2 separate regions of the Mus musculus genome follow, and region 2 is linked to region 1. The links are chromatin loops, found by intact Hi-C in ENCODE. Cell type or tissue: heart. All regions are shown on one strand.

What was found. Peaks named below come from ENCODE experiments on the same cell type or tissue, not always from the same donor. Only the 100,000 strongest peaks of a DNase experiment are listed, where the experiment ranks them.
Region 2: it touches region 1 in a loop (2.4-fold over the local background); 2 of 42 quality-filtered maps call a loop at or near these places.

Annotation. Positions count from the first base shown.
Region 1 is chr17:73,293,425-73,301,424 of GRCm38, forward strand. No RefSeq gene overlaps it. Among named protein-coding and RNA genes, the nearest start is that of E330032C10Rik, 46 kb to the left of the region's middle. In heart, a CTCF peak has its summit at 3,693 (motif pointing left); no DNase peak of the experiment used is centred here; H3K4me3 peaks cover 311 bases; H3K27ac peaks cover 296 bases.
Region 2 is chr17:73,041,672-73,049,671 of GRCm38, forward strand. No RefSeq gene overlaps it. Among named protein-coding and RNA genes, the nearest start is that of Gm30476, 8.6 kb to the left of the region's middle. In heart, no CTCF peak of the experiment used is centred here; no DNase peak of the experiment used is centred here.

The DNA.
Region 1 (8,000 bases):
TTTGGACTTGGTTGTTGCTATGGTTATCCCCAGGGTGCCATTGGTTTAATTTTTCTCACATTGCTGCATGCTTGGGCAACAGCTGATTGGCCACAAGGTTTTTCCTACCTCATCTTAAGGGCTTTTCTTTGGCTTACAGGTCAAGAACAATGTGTGTGTGTGTGTGTGTGTGTGTGTGTGTGTGTGTGTGTGTGTGTGTGTGTGTGCGTGCATGCATGTGTGTTTAAATCCACTCCCTAAAATAGATTGCTGTTACTCATTGTTCAATGGACTTTAGATGGGAGTTTGTGCTTGGGAAGAGAGACAGTCTGGCTTCTGCCTTCTGTCTTGAGCAGAGTTCTGGCCCTTCATGGAGGTATTTCTCTCCTTCATGTACATTTCTCTATCTGTACGTGATTTCAATTCTCACTCAGGGATCAAGGATGACTCTTCTTCCTGTCTTCCAGATGCAGCAGGTGATCAACTATGCCTTAAAGATTTAGAGTGTGCCACCTTTCCCCAGTGGTGCATTTCCCAAAGGGATGGAGGAGGCTACTTCAACACTGCCCCTCTCTCAGACCTGAACCCCAAGAGAGGCTAGGATGGGTCTACCCTCTCCTCTTGGTTCCCATGAGCTGTAAAAGTGGTTCACAGAAAAAAGACAGCTGGGAATCAAACCCAGATTCTCTACAAGAGCAGCCCATGCTCTTAACCATTGAGCCGTCTCCCTGGCTCGTCTTTTTGTATAAAATACGGAGTTTAGGGGCAAGAGAGATGGATCAGCAATTCAGACCCTGTTCAGTTGCCAGCACCTCCATGATGGCTCAAGAACATCTGTAACTCTAGTTTCAGGGAATCTGATGCCCTCTTCTGATGTGCATAGGTACCAAGCATGCATTGTACATGGTGTACACATTATGCAGGCACAAAAGATACCCATACACCTAAAATAAATCTAAAAGAATAAAATAAGGGGATTTCTTTTGTTGGCTACAGACTATTTCATTATATGAGCATATTATTTATTTAGAAACATACCACTTATGTAGACACCTTCCCCATTGCCATTTAGGCTGGTTACTGGCCTTGATTTACAGGAGGTTCTGAAAGCCATTTCCCTTATGTACAGAGGTTGACTGTGGCGTAAATATCTGCTCATGGACGTGCACACACTTGTGTTTGTATTGCAGTCGCTGCCTCGGCAGGGGCTGCTCCTATTTCAGTTCTCCACAGTGCAGAGAGTTTGCCTGCTCGTGCACTTTTGTCAGAATGAGTGTCCTCCTTCACTGAGCTAATGGATCAGGGACAGAATCTCAATGGGCTCCATTTGCGTCATCTTACTAAGAGTTAACGAGATGTCCTCACATAGGTTAAAGGAACCTTTCGTTTCTTCAGAAGTTAGAGGAGCCTGGGATGTTTTTGCAGAGTTTTGGGAAGACCCTCCCCAGGGTCAGGCTCTCTCCATTTTTCTGCCTTCTCTAGATTCAAGCAAAGAGATTGGGTTTGCCGTGAGAAGCTTTTGTGTGAGCAAGATGTTCTTGTCACATTTATTTATTTAGCAAAATTGGACTTTATCAAGACATTCTGAAAAAATATGAGTTTAATAAGTACAGGCATTAAGGGGGAGAGAGATATTTGGAGAAGGGAGTATGTGAGTATAAGGTAGGGGAGAGAGAGAGAGAGAGAGAGAGAGAGAGAGAGAGAGAGAGAGAGAGAGAGAGATTCACTTTTATTACATTAATAAAAAAAGAAAATTATCGCTTGGAGCAATGTCATTTTGAGTCACTTTACAGGGGTCAGGGATAAAGTCCCCTGTTGTGCTCCTTCTCTCTGTGGGGGTCAGTCTCTTAGTGACCAGAGGGACGAACATTTCTGCTTGGGATGGGTGAGGTTTCAGGAACTAAGTTCATGCACTTTTCTAAGAAATTTGAAGTATGAGGTCCTCATGGTCCACACTGAGCCCCCTGGATGGGCCAGCTCAGAGTACATCTTTGGGGTATTGTGGAAGCTGAGTTTGGGTTTACCTGTGAGGGGCTTCTGCTGGCCGACTAGGGCACACTTCTGTGGTGTGGGTTAGGCAGAGGATGGCTCCAGAGAATGCAGGGGACACTCTGCTTTGAGAAGTGGGAGTTTTTATTTTATTTGTTCCATAAAGGACATAATAGTTTGTGACTAAGGTGGCAGTGGAGGAGATAAGGGACTAGCATCGGATCCCAGAGCAGAGGTAGATTGCCAGGACAGGAAGTCACGGCCTGAGCATAAATCTGTGGGAGAGAGTCGAGCTCCCTGCCACATGGGGCTTGAACCAATTGAATTTTATTCTGCAGGGCTAGTCGGAGCCCCATTAATCTGTGGGTTACAAAATAGACTCCAACTGCCCAGCTTGCAAAGCCATCTGACTAGCTCCTTGTCTCTCTTTGTCTTAAAATCCCAGACCAGCTGCAGAGGCTGGTGGGGATGCAGGTGGTCCAGGCTCAGTGGCTGCCTCTCTAGTCCTGTCCCCTCACATCTCCCAAGGCATTGTGCTCCAAGCCCAGTGGTAGCTGCACTTTGATTATCTCTTCTATTCAAGGACCATATTGCAACTGCTGGTTTGGTCTAACAGGACCCCTGTATATTCAAATCAGTGATGGGCATAGAACATCCAGAAACTGCCTAGAAATTGCCCATGCCACTGTGTCTTTCAGCTTTTCAGGAGCTTGGTCCTTCAAGGTTCCACACTTCCCAAGGTGGAAAGGTAAGAGGTTGGTGGCAGTCCTCAAGGGATGCAAACAGTTGTGGATGCTTCAGGTTAGACACAGAGTTTTTAGTGGTGTGTTGCTGTGAAGAGACACCATGTCCAAAGCAACTCTTATCTAGGAAACACTGAATTGGGACTTGCTTACAGTTTCAGAGGGTTTGTCCATTTTCATTGTGGCAAGAAGCATGGTGGCCTGCAGGCAGACATGGTGCTAGAAAAGTACCCGAGACTTCTAAAGCCAGATCCCAAGGCCGCAAGAAGAGACACTGGTCCTGGCTTGAAACCTCAAAGTCTACGTTCAGTAGCACACTTCCTCCAATAAGGCACATGTTTGTACACGTGGCTGGCTCAGAGATTGCCCAGGAATATTTAGGATGAAGGGATTAGAGGTTGAGTTTCAAATGCTGTGGCTAAAGGGTTCAGTAAAAGAGGATGGTCAGCAGAGGGTTGGAGGGAATTTCCCACAATCCACTTTGGCTTTTGGCAAAGATTGCTTTGAGAATGGAAGAGATTCTCTTGGGGATTCAGGGGTTCAGCTTTCCTATGGTTCCTGCACCAAGCATCTCACAGGTGAGTGTCTTGAATGATGGGACATTTCCAGGAGCCTGGTCTCTAAGCTGTTCCATTCTGTCCTTCTGTCTTATTCTCCTCATTGGTGAAGGAGGATACTACATTCACAGAGAAGACCAGCATGGTGGGGGAAAAGTAGCCTGGCAGGCATCCTTGAAGACTGGACTTGCTTGGTTTCTGGTTCTCCCGGTCAGCAGCTCCTTCCATCAGTGACCCTTTTCATTCTTCATAAAGCCAAAGCACTTGAACTTCTGTTTGTGAGAAGTGCTTCCTATACCCCCAGCACAGTAAGAACCCAGCCAGCGGCCTTGTGGTTACTGTTGCTCTGGCTCCATCAGCATCTGCATCCTGGGAAGCAACAGCCTGACAAGAGATGCTCTGTTTCCGTGGCCCATGCTGCCATCTGGAGGTCATGGAGAAGGAAATATAAATAACCGAAGATGAAGAAAATTAAAGATATTGATCACACTCCTAGGTGTAGCATAATTATCTAGGCACAGACCTGAAACTTGCCATGATTCACCCCACCTAATGATTAGATTCAGAACCTCACTAGATAAAGCCACATCACCTCTGTCACTTGGTCTTTATGACCCAGCCAGATGGAGAGTTACCTCCTCCTCTCCTGAGATTAAGCACGACAAAATCCAGGATTGTTCAATGCCTTCCTAGGACCACACGGCCAATAAAAGACAGAGCTAGAGCTACGCTTCGAACCAAAGTTCACCGCTTAGCTGTAGTGAGAAGTTTGGGTTGTTTTAAATGACAGTTATGTTGTGGGGATATGTTTTTGTTTTAATCTCAGGTGTGGGATGTGGGGCTGCTTCAGTTTGTCCACAGCAGTTAATTAGGATTGTCTCATGCTGTGTGTGTGTGTGTGTGTGTTAGCTGCAGAGAGTTTAATTATGGGGATTCTGGAGTGGGTATAACGGGAGGGCACTAACAGGGCCTGAGGCAGCTTCTGCCCCCTTTGCCCCTTGATGGTCCGGCTGCTGCTGCCTCCCCCTCCCCTGATGGTCCCGCTGCCCCTTCCCCCTGCTGGTCCCGCTGCCACCCCCTGGTCCGGCTGTTGCTCCCTTTCTGGCTCCCCCCCACCCCCCGCCCCGCGCTGGTCCCGCTGCTGCTGTGCCCCACCCCCCGCAGGTCCCGCTGCTCCTCACCCCCCCCCCACGCTGGTCCCGTTGCTCCCCCCCCCCCGCACCCCCGCCCCCCCCGCCCCCCACCCCAGCTGCTGCTCATTCCTCCTGTTGCATTTGCTGGATTGCTGGCTTCCTGGATATTCTGCCGATGAAGATTGGATTTGTCTCTAGGAACCTGATGCCCCTAATCAGCAGGAGGTAGTCTAAAGAGCTCTATGTCCCCTTTCCTTTCTAACCTTCGTTCTCTCCGTCCTAGTGTTGGGGGTTGGAAGGGATTAGGGTGGAATAGGGGTTCCAGGCATAAGAAGCCAATAACATAGCTAAACCAAAAAGCCAACACTTGTCCCTCTATGTTATGGCTCCCCTGAAGAATCTCTGGATCCCTCTACAACAGTGATTCCCAACCAGTGGGTCACTACCCCTGTGAGTGACCCTTTCACAGGGTTGGTCACCTAAGACCAGGGAAAACATGATATTTACATCATGCTTCATAGTAGCAAAATTACAATTGTGAATTGGCATCAAAAATAATGTTATGACTGGTGGTCACCACGACCTAACTGTATTAAAGGGTCTCAGCTCTAGGAAGGCTGAGAACCTCTGCTCTACAGGATCTGGGCTAAGGGCATCTCCCAGGAAAGACAGGTGAGGCCAGAGAGGAAGACATGAGCAAAACTAAGATTTGTTGTCCAGGAAGCATCCACGCCTGCCCTGGCTTCATGTTGACCTCTTTGCAGAGACTGGAGATGGATCAGCGGTGAACAGACACTGAGGGCAAGACCATAGCCCTGCAGTCCTCCATGCAATCCAAATGTGGTCCAAAAGACTCACATTCATAGCTCCCACAACAGTGCAGGTTCGAGAGGCAAGGGAGGGAAGAGCACACCAGCTCCAGGGTGGGCAGGAGATGATGGAGGTGTCTATGCTTGCAGCTCTGCGCAGCGTGCCTTTTCTATTTTCTTTTCTTCCAGTGCACTGCCATGTCATTTTTAAAAACCATATGTAGGTTGTTGCAAGAGAAATAAGTCTTAGATGTCGCCTGGCTCATACTTGGGGCCCTGGAAATGTATTGACAGAATGAAGAAATCCTTTCCAGGGATTCTCAGTATACTGAGGCAACAGAGATGATGACAAAGCCCATACATATATTTAAACATGAAGTCAGAACTGATATTTAAGTCTCCAGACACCAGCCCTTTCTCTTGATGCTTTGCTGAGCAGTACCCAGAAGGAACTGTAACAGGGACGCAGGGATCCAGGGATGAAGGGAAGGCCTCTTTCAGGCAGTCACCGTCTCTGCTCCTTGGTTCTTATACCCATTCCCACCCCAGAGGCTTCCTGTGGGAGGTGATATGACGGAGCTGGCCATCTCCCCTTGCTGTGGAAGCATTTGTGCTCATGAGAGGACGATAACCCATCATTCCGCTACTGTGGGTCCCACAGTGTCACCAAGATCAGATGAGGCCTTTTGACAACATCATCTTATGTCGTTCTCATATTAACCTTAAGATGTCCACTAGATGTACACTTTAAAAGACTACCTTTTCCCTAGGAGGTTTTAGGGTCACAACAAAATTAAGCAGAGAGTGTAGACTTCCTTTTGTTTTTACCTGCTCCCAGCCTGCCTGAACTTCAATATCTCCTACCAGGATGGCCCTTTTGATGCAACAGATGCGCCAACATTGGCACCTCATTATCCCCCAAAGTCCACAGATTCTGTTGCAGGTTACCCTGGGCATTAAAGTCACGACACAAGAGATTGTATCTTTTAGCATCTACTTACAGAGGCGAACAGCTGGGGACCAGAAGTTAAGATGAAGGTCACACGGGAGGAGGTGGCTGGGATTCTAGCCTGGATCTTCAGGATTTTATACCCAGCCTTGTGGCTTCTTGAGGAGGGTCCACCATGACGGGTACGGGCCAGCTGCTGAGTGGAGCTTCCACCTGTGGGGTTTGCAGATAAACCTACATTGGCTTTCTTTTGTAGTAAGTGGTTTCCTGTTAACTCACACTCATGGGCTTTCTCACAGAGAGTGTGAGTTGCCTGCTGAATGGAGTGACCAGATAGGTTGGGGCTGGAGACATTCCTATAGTGACTGACTCAGATATCAGACATCAGAACATTAACATGCGTCGATTACCATGAAATCAGATATCTGCACCACAGGAAGGTGTATCCAGACCTTCTCCTAGGCTATTTCTCCCTCATCTCTAGGTACCCCAAAGACTCAGGGTATAAGGTAAACATCCGTTCTTGCTCCTTTAGGGCATTTCTGGCTTATTCTGGTCAAGCTCCGCCTCCCTGTATGTTGTCCAGCCATTCCAGTCCACAATGGCTCAGCCTGTGTAGACTGGACTGTGGGCAGCCAGCCTAGACTTTCCCCATAAGTGTTTGTGTAGACCAGTGGAAAGAGTGTAGCTCTGAAGCAACCATCTATGTTTTACCCTCTTAGCTCATGGCTTTGGGCACAGCCCTGTTTCCTGAGCTGATAATTGTGGTTTAAGGCCAGGAAGGGGGCTTAGGAACCAGAGACCATAACATAATTCCCATTGCACCACAGCTGTGTTCAGCAGCTGGCATCCCTCATCCCCAAGTGAGATGCTCAACTCTGAAGAACCTCCCATCTTTAAAGTATGCCAGATGGGGCTGCCAGACAGAGGCCGGGGGGGGGGGGGTCTCAAAGCCCAGTTCTCTCGTCCAGCAGCCTGACAAACAGCAACCAGTTTGCGTTTGTTAGAGGCATTACTACAACTCATGAAGCAGGACTTCAGCCACTATTAGATTTCCTCTGCCGACACCAGGCGTCACTTTTGGTTTTCCTGTGAGGTGCCTGACATCTTCCCCTCCTGCAATCACTAGGCAATGCTTCACTGCCACTTCTAAGCTAGGGACAATGATCTTCCCCCGGGGAACAGCAGTGACTTCAGAGGGTGTCCAGGCTTCCACCAGCACTCCAGGTCTATCACAAGACTGTCTGGAGCAGGCCCAGGATAGCCTTCACAAAGTCCCCCAGTGAGTCTGTTTTCAGTGCCGTTGCCCCCATAGGATAACTGCCTCATGGTCTGTCTTTCCAGAGAGAGATAGAGATAGAGATAGAGATAGAGATAGAGATAGAGATAGAGATAGAGATAGAGATAGAGATAGAGATAGAGATAGAGATAGGGATAGAGAGAGAGAGAGAGAGAGATAGAGAGAGAGAGCCTGAGCTGGAAGGACCGGAAGGGATGAAATAAAACTCACTCATCAGTTGTTCAAGAATTTTTAAAAAGTTACTGCCCCAAATACTTTATAGGCAGAGGTACTGCTGGCTGGGTGTGGAAATACACTCCAGATCCACACATATATCAGTTTAAATACCAGCTCAGCAATTACTAATTGCATGCTCATCTCAAGTTACTTCTCTTAGCTTTTAGTGTTATTTTCCCAGTGTTAGAATGGATGGTAATCTTTACTTCAAAGACTTATAATTCACTAGAGACATACAAAACACAGAGCCAAGCATTGCCTCTCAACTCAAAATCTTCAGTGCCCGCCGACTTTGAAATTCTTGGCTTGTGTCTCCTTTCCCCAC
Region 2 (8,000 bases), 250 kb before region 1:
TTCACGTTGTGGTGACCCCCAACCATAAAATTGTTTCATTGCTACTTCTCAACTGCAATTTTGCCACTGTCGTGAATAATAATGTAAATATCTGATATGCAGGATGCCTGATATGCGACCTGTGGGCTGAAAAACACAGGTGCAAGGACTATCGTTGTGACTCATCTCCCTTGTCCTTTCTTGTGTACTCCATTCCCAACCAACTCCGTCCCACAAGCCTCTGCCATCCACCTGGCTACAAGCTTCTCCTGCCGGGATCTGATTCTTCTGTGCAGAGTCACCAGTAGAGGATATTACAGTTGGATGTGCAGTGTCCCTCATGGGCCTCCCTCTCCATCACTTGGTCCCGATCTGGTGATGCTGTTTGGAGAAGTTTATAGAACCTCCGTGATATGTAGTCTTGATGGGTGTAGGCCACCAATGGTGGGTCGTCAATAGCCATAACCACATGCTTTCATTGCATCTAGCTCTCTGCTTATCGTGCAATAAATTTTGTGATGAGATAACCAACCTATGCTATAACCATTTTGAAATTATCTTCCTCGGCGGTCATAATAGACTGTGTCCCCTGCCCCCAAACCTTGAATTAAAATAAGTACTTTGCCTCCTAAGTTATTCTGTCAAGGAATCTTGTTATGGTGGAAAAAAAATAGTGAATACAACTGGGATACAGCTACCTGAGGCTTGCTGCAGGCCACGCCTGGCTCAGAGCTGGCCACCGGTACCTCAGACCTTGGTGTCTCCTCAGGCTTGGCTCAGATTCTACCGAAAGCCCTAGGCAGCAGAAGCCTATCAAACCACCCAATGGTTTACTCCTGGATCCATCTGCAGTGCTTCTCTCTGTTGATGCTGCTGCAAGGAGCAGAAACCACAGTGGTGCTCAGAACAACAGAGGGAAGGAGATGACCATGTCTGAGAGCTTGAAGAAGCAATCCTAGGTCCCTTGGGGACTGGCTTTCCAATCTCCTGGGAGCAAGTAGGATTTTCATCAGACTTTAGAATCAACTCTTTTATCTATGATAATAGAAAGGAGTGATCAGTATAAGGACGTATGAGAAAAGGGGAGTGAGGGCTCAATTCTCCTCTCTGAAAAAAACACCTGGAAGATGCTGTTTTCTCCCTGGTCCTCTCTCATGTGGGTCTCCTTGAAATCCCACCTGCTTCATTTCCAGTCAGCAAGAATCTCTTCCCCGTTCTTCATACTTGCAAAGATCATTGCCTCCTTGAACATTTTCTGTGGGGGAGATAGCATCCCAAACCTCTAGGTGTAAAAATCTTTAAAAACATTAGTGTGTGTGTGTGAGCACATGTATGTGAGCATGCATGTAGAAGCCAGAGGTCAACCTCAGGAGTTGTTCCCCATAAACTGTCTATCTTTCTTTGGAAACAGTGTCTTACAGGCCCAGAGCTTACTGTATAGACTAGACTGCTGGGTCATTGATCCTTAGGTACCCTCCTATCTCCAACTCCCGGATGCTGAGATTTCAAGTCTGCTGCACTACACTTACAATCTCAACTTTTTCCCACATGGTTCTGAGGATCTTTAAGGTCTTTGTCTTCAAGTCTTTGACTGGCAGATGCATCCTCTCAGCTCCAGAAGAACATTTTAATGTTATTATTTTGGATGGATGAAGGAAAATGCCAACTATGTGCTACATAGTTAGAAAAAGAATAAAAGAAAGAAGAAAGCTAAAGGAGTTGAAAACAGTTGTCTCTAGAGAGGTATGGCTGGCAAGCTCTTAATTTTTCCTAACGAGCCTGGTGACACTAGCTGCATCTTTAAGCCATACACAACTGTGATAAAATGAAACACTGGCTTCCAAGAGGGGGAGAAGGCATGCCGTATTGATCTGACAGTAAACCCAGTTTATGTGCTAAACTATGTATATGTCATTTTTAATGGTTCTATATTGCCCCAGCACGAAGAAATATTATACTTCTCCCTTTTATATTTCCCTGCTGTGGAGCATGTCATTCTCTTATAAATTCTATTACTATTCAGGCAGCATTTTGACGAACAGCTGTGTGTAGAAACCTCGTCCTTATCGGAGATTTGCCTTATGGGAAAGCAGAAATAATAGCTAGGCATGCTGGCACTGGCCTAATAGCCCAGTTCAGGAGGCTGAGGCAGAAAGATCATGAGTTTTAGGCTATCCTGGGCTATACCAGTCCAGCAAGACTCTCTTTCTAAATAATAGAAGAGAAAGGGAAAAACTATGTTGACCTCTTACCTGACCATTATTCTGATTTTAGGGATCTCCCCAGGGACCAAATGGCTTCCATATTTAGCTGTCTAGAGAACATGATGAGCAGACTCTGGCTCTTCATCCTCACATGCCTGTCCCTGGTTCTGGGGCCATCTAAAGCATCCTTAGTTGTGTGCATTTTGTCACATACTGGGCAGCATACCATGAGCGCTATGATTGATGCTGATGCCTTCGTAATTTGCAGCTGTCTTCAAGGTGGGAGAGTAGCACAGACAATAGCAATGGCCAAGCGTTTCTCAGAGTTGCAGAGGCTAAGAGTTGGCTGGAGGGGCAGGTATTAAGAACCCCTCTTCTGTAATTTCTCAAAGAAGGCCATGCTGTTACACCTCCCAGACAACTCTGTGAGAGGCTGGAAAAGAACCACAGAACTATACCACAGAGACATTCAACAGAGGACTTCCTCACACCTCAAGGGGCTTTCGAGGAATACCAAGTATGGAAACTAAGGGCAGAGGCAAGAGACCCAGGACTGCCAACACGAGGTGATAAATAATCATCACTTTAAGGGTCTGGGGCGATACCTTAGTTTGTAAAGTGCTTGCTACACAATGATGAGGACCCAAGTTCAATCTCTAGAGCTCACATCAAAAAGCTAGGCATGTTGTTGGACATCAGTGGGAGGAGAGGTCCTTGGGCCTGAGATTGCTCGATGTCCGAGTGTAGGGGAATGCCAGGGTGGGAAGATGGGAGTGGGTGGGTGGGTGGAAGAGCACCCTCACAGAAGTGGGGGAGGGAGGGTGGGATGGGGGTTTCCGAAGGGGATACCTGGAAAGGTTTGAAATGTAAATACAGAAATTATCCAATTAAAAAAAGAAAAAAATAAATAAAAGAAGAAAAGCCAGGCATAGTGCTGTGTAATCCCAGTGCTTGGGAGGTAGAGATGAGGGAATCTCAGGTTCACTGGTCAGCCATTCTAACCTAATTGACAAATCCCAGGCCAGTGGGAAACACTATCTCAAAAAAAAAAAAAAGTGGGTGGCTACTGAGGAATAACATGAGAAGTTATCTGCTGAAGTCCATGCACATGTGTGGGTGCTTGATAGTGGGGACGACACACACATGCTCACCAAAAACAGATTCAATGTGTCTCATGATAATCAGAGAGAAGCGAAACCTAGACAACAGACCAGCATGGCACACATCTCATTGGAGCCTCTCCCTCCTCTGAAGTCTCCAAGGTCTTCAAGCAGCCAAGCTTATCTTTGCAGTACTGGTGGGCTGCCCAGGTCTCTCCTCTCCCCACCCAGCACACATGAAAGGCACTGACTGACTCTACAAGCTACACCTACAGAGAAAATAAAAACAAAATGACTAGAAATTGGAGAGCTGGGGAATAAGAGAGACAGCTGTGACTTCAACCCCAGGGAGGAGCAGGGAGGCTCACCTCTCACCCAGAGACTGTCACATCCACTTCCTTTTCCAGCCATATCCCAAAAACATCTCTCCACATTTGCTCAGGGATGGCTGTTGCCATGGCTACCGCGTGACAGATGCCTTTTGAATCTGGTATGTGAAAAGCTCGTCCAATTTGGGACCCAACCTGAAACAGGTGGCTATTTTTAGTCACATTCTACTGTATGCCTTAAAAAAAAAATCAGTTATTTGCTTTGTAGTTAAACATCATCTTTATCACCACCCCCAACCCCATTTCCTTCTCTAGTGGCTTAAAGCATTTGGAGGAATGATTTTTTAATTGTTATCACAATATCCTAGTACTTTGAAAGACTCCATGATGCAGAATATAAATGTCTTATTTCAGACTCAGTGCATTCTCCAGGGATCCAAGAGAAGGCCCTAGGCAGCAAGTATCCTCTTCCTCTCCAACCACAAGAAGGGTGTCTCCAGTCATTAGTAACAACAGCAGTGACAACAATACCACATACGCACATGTGCACACACACACACTACAACACACATACACCATACGCATCACTCATGTGTGTGTGCACACACACATGTGTGCACACACTTGTGTGCACACACAAGTCAGAACTGCCGCCAGTGCCTTGTTGAGCCTTCCTGCCTTGGCCTTGACCTCTAGTGTTGTGAAGATCTTTCACGTGCCCGAATGTGGCACATTTATGAAATGCCACTTAGGCTCTGTGTGTTACCACATGCAATGTGAAGACAAACATAAGAGGTTAAGTCTCAATCACCTCCAAATTAGCTAGACATTAAAGAACTTACTTCATGTGACCCCAGGTTATCTCTCTAAACCTGTCCTTTCCTTGGTCTTTCATCCCCAAGTCTGAAACACTTCAAATGTGCAGTAAACCCCCTCTTGAAGTTCTCCATGGTTTTCAATGCTTATTTCAAGCTCCCCTGTCCAATCAGTTATTTGTGCTAACTCCTCCTACTCTATAGTTTCAATAATTCAAGCATTTCTTTCTTCTTGGGTCTTACATTTAACAGCTGAGGCAAGAGAGTCATGTGATCACAGACCACACAGTTCAGTGGAGATAAAGCACCAAGAAGCACAGCGATGGCAGAATGACAGAGTCCTGGGATGGTACAAGCTTCCTCATGTGCCAGCCAGCCAGGGTTGTATGGAAGTCATAAGCCTCTAAGTTCTTAGGAAGGAAAATCAAGTTGAGACGGACCCTATGCAATGCAGTAGAAACAGTGAGGGATGAACCTGGGAAATTGAAAGGTCACAGGAGATTCTGGGTTCCTCTCTCAAGAAATACTGAGCTAAATCCATTAAGGCAAAGAAAAGCCAAGACTCATATTTGCCCCTGGAACCTAAAATCCAGAAGTAGGAGAGCATCAGTCGATGTGAGAGATTGCATAAAGCATGAGAAACAAGGAAGAGGCGAGAGGGAAACGTTATCAAGAAAAGAAAAAAAAGGCTAAAACAGAAAACGGAAATGTTGGTGGAGCAGAAGTTAAATGCATGGAATAAATACCACAAATGCTCAGAAGGCTAAGAATAACAACTAAACATTGGTTGATTTTTTTTCAAAGTCGAAGATGAATAGAGTAATCCATTATTTACCAAGGCTAAGTTTACCCCTTTAGTTCAAGAATGGCAATCACGCAGGAAAACAATTATACAGAGTGTATACCAACAGACTAGCTTCTTGACATTTGTTAAAAGAGAAATAGAGGCAACATGAAAAAAGAATGGCCAGCAAGACTCAAAAACCTAAGTAATAACAGTAGCAGAACAGCAAACAGCCACGTTGAATTGGTCTCTGGAGAGCCAAGTGGTCAGTGTGGACCCAGCCAGGGAATCTCAGGACCATGGATAGCTCTGAGTTGCTCTCTGCCTGGGTCAAAAGGCCCCTCTTAGGTTTTGTGCAATTTGTTTTTTCGTGTCTTAGTTGGGTTTTTCATTATTGTAAAAGGACACCATGACCAAGGCTACTCTCATAAGGACAACATTTAATTGGGACTGGCTTACAGGTTCATAGGTTCAGTACGTTATCATCAAGGCGGGAGCATGGCAGTGTCCAGGCAGCCATGGTGCAGAGGAAGCTGAGAGTTCTATACCTTGTTCCAAAGGCAAATCATTGAATCACTGAGCCATCTCTCCAGCCCACTGCTGCCCTTTTGACATTATATATCTTGATTTTTTTTCTTCCTTGCTGGTTACCATTTTGGGTGTTAAATGAACCCTGCTTTTATTCTAAATGATAGTAATCATATATCTGATAGCTGTGCTTGGGAGTAGTATTAAAGAGTAGAAAGGAAACCACTGAGTTCAGAACTGGGTTTTGCTTCCCTCGTAGCCACTTTCAAACTGTGTGGTCCTGCCAAAGGCAAACATGGAAAAGCTTAGTTTTGTCCTTTGTAAAATAAGGTTAATAAAGTTTTATCCGCTTCCTTAAAAGACCAATTACGGAAATTAAATAAATTATGCATGGGAAGGGATTTTAAGACTTTAACACCCCTGTTAATTGTGTGTACCTACTAGAATTAGTTCCTTACAAAAATGAGTACAAGACTTCCATAGAAACTCTACAGGACCAAGAGGCATGGTAGGAGGCCAAAGGTACAACAATGTCCCCGATGTTTTTAGCATAGAGCCTGGGCTCTGGTGGCCTTAGCAAGCTATGTTCAGCCATTCATTTATGTATGCCAACTAAAGAATCTATAATGGTGGAAAACAGAAAGGAGTCTTATTCAGTATGTCTGTTTGAGGAAGTTCAGTGACTCTGAGCCCATCTTTGGGGTACTGACAGGAATTCACATTTAAGTAGAGGGCAAGAGGTATGCATAATTAAAGAGTCTGGCTGAGGGAGCTACCACTCATCACAACCCTTCATTATCTCACTTAGGTCTTTCATGGTGAGCCAGTAAGATGTTAAGTTGCTAGTCCATTTGCTGCTAAGGTTGCAACATCCTTATCCAGGGAAGAGGTGGGGTCAGTTCTGCAAGGTTTGCCCTCAAGGTGGAGAGGCAAGGATAAGTACCTCTCTGCTTTGAGCCAAAGTGTAGGCAATGAAGTGCAGGCAGAACTGCCAGACTCTCATCTGCTGTTACTTGCCTCGTTGGCCCAGGTAGGGCCAATGCTTTTTAGCCAAAGGAACTTCTAAATAAATGCCTGTTTCAATTGTTCTGTGTCTCCGAAGGCTGAAGTCAGACCCTGAGAGGAATGTGAATCTTGAAAGTCATAAGATCTGGGTGGAAAACTGAACAAATATGAAGAAGAAATAGACATAAAATGAAGATCTTCAAATAGTTATGACTTTGCCAGAACAGGAAAAAAAAATCAGGGGGAAAAAATTGGTTAGCCTATGTAAATCTAGGGATAAAACTTGAAAGAAGCTAAGTATTAAATGGACTTAAATAATTTTAAGAGAAACAATCTTCATTCTCAATTTGTTTAAATGACCTTTCTGGTCAATGTGGACTTCCTTTTTTTAATTTTAAAAAATTTTAATTGTAACTTTTTTGTTTAAAAAAATATGTGATCATTATAGGAAAAAATAGATAATATTAAAGTATTCTCCCCATCCTACAAAACCAAAGACAATTACCCAAATACTACAGCAGCTTTTCAATATCTGTGGAAAAAACTATCTTTATTACGTTTTCTAAAAAGCAGGTATGAGATCATCACCACCAGGTTCTGCAGTTTTCTCAAATACATCCCACCATGCTGGTAACAAGAAATAAATCTAGGGAAAAATTGTAATAGTTACCTATAAGATGTATTGTGTAAATATATCATAATTATTTGTCCATTCCCCTGCTGTTACATATTTTAGGTTGTAACTAACATTTCCTCGTTGTCAGTACAAAGAGTAAGTGGAATGGCTTAAGCTGTGAATTATGCTAGGGAAAGAGAAACTCTGCCCATTGCTACTGGGAAAGTAGGCTGGTACAGCCACTGTGGAAATCTGTATGGAGATTTCCAAAAAAACAAAACAAAACAAAAAACAAAAACAAAAAAAAAAACCTGAAAGTGAAACTGCCACATTATCCAGCTCTACTGCTTGTGGGTCTATGGATATCACACCAGCTAAGAAATAGAATCATCCTATCTATGCACCAACCAATGAATGGACAAAGAGCCGTGGTATACCTACATTATAGACTTTTATTCAGTCATAAAAGAAAATGGAATCGTGACCTTTGCAAGAATGCAAGTGCAACTGGAGATCATTATGTTGCTCTAAATAAGCCAGATGTACAAAGGACAAATTCTGTGTGCTTGCTTTCATATGTAGGCTGTGGATTTAAATTTCTCCCCCCACCACTCATGTATGTGAAGGAGGGGTTGATAAG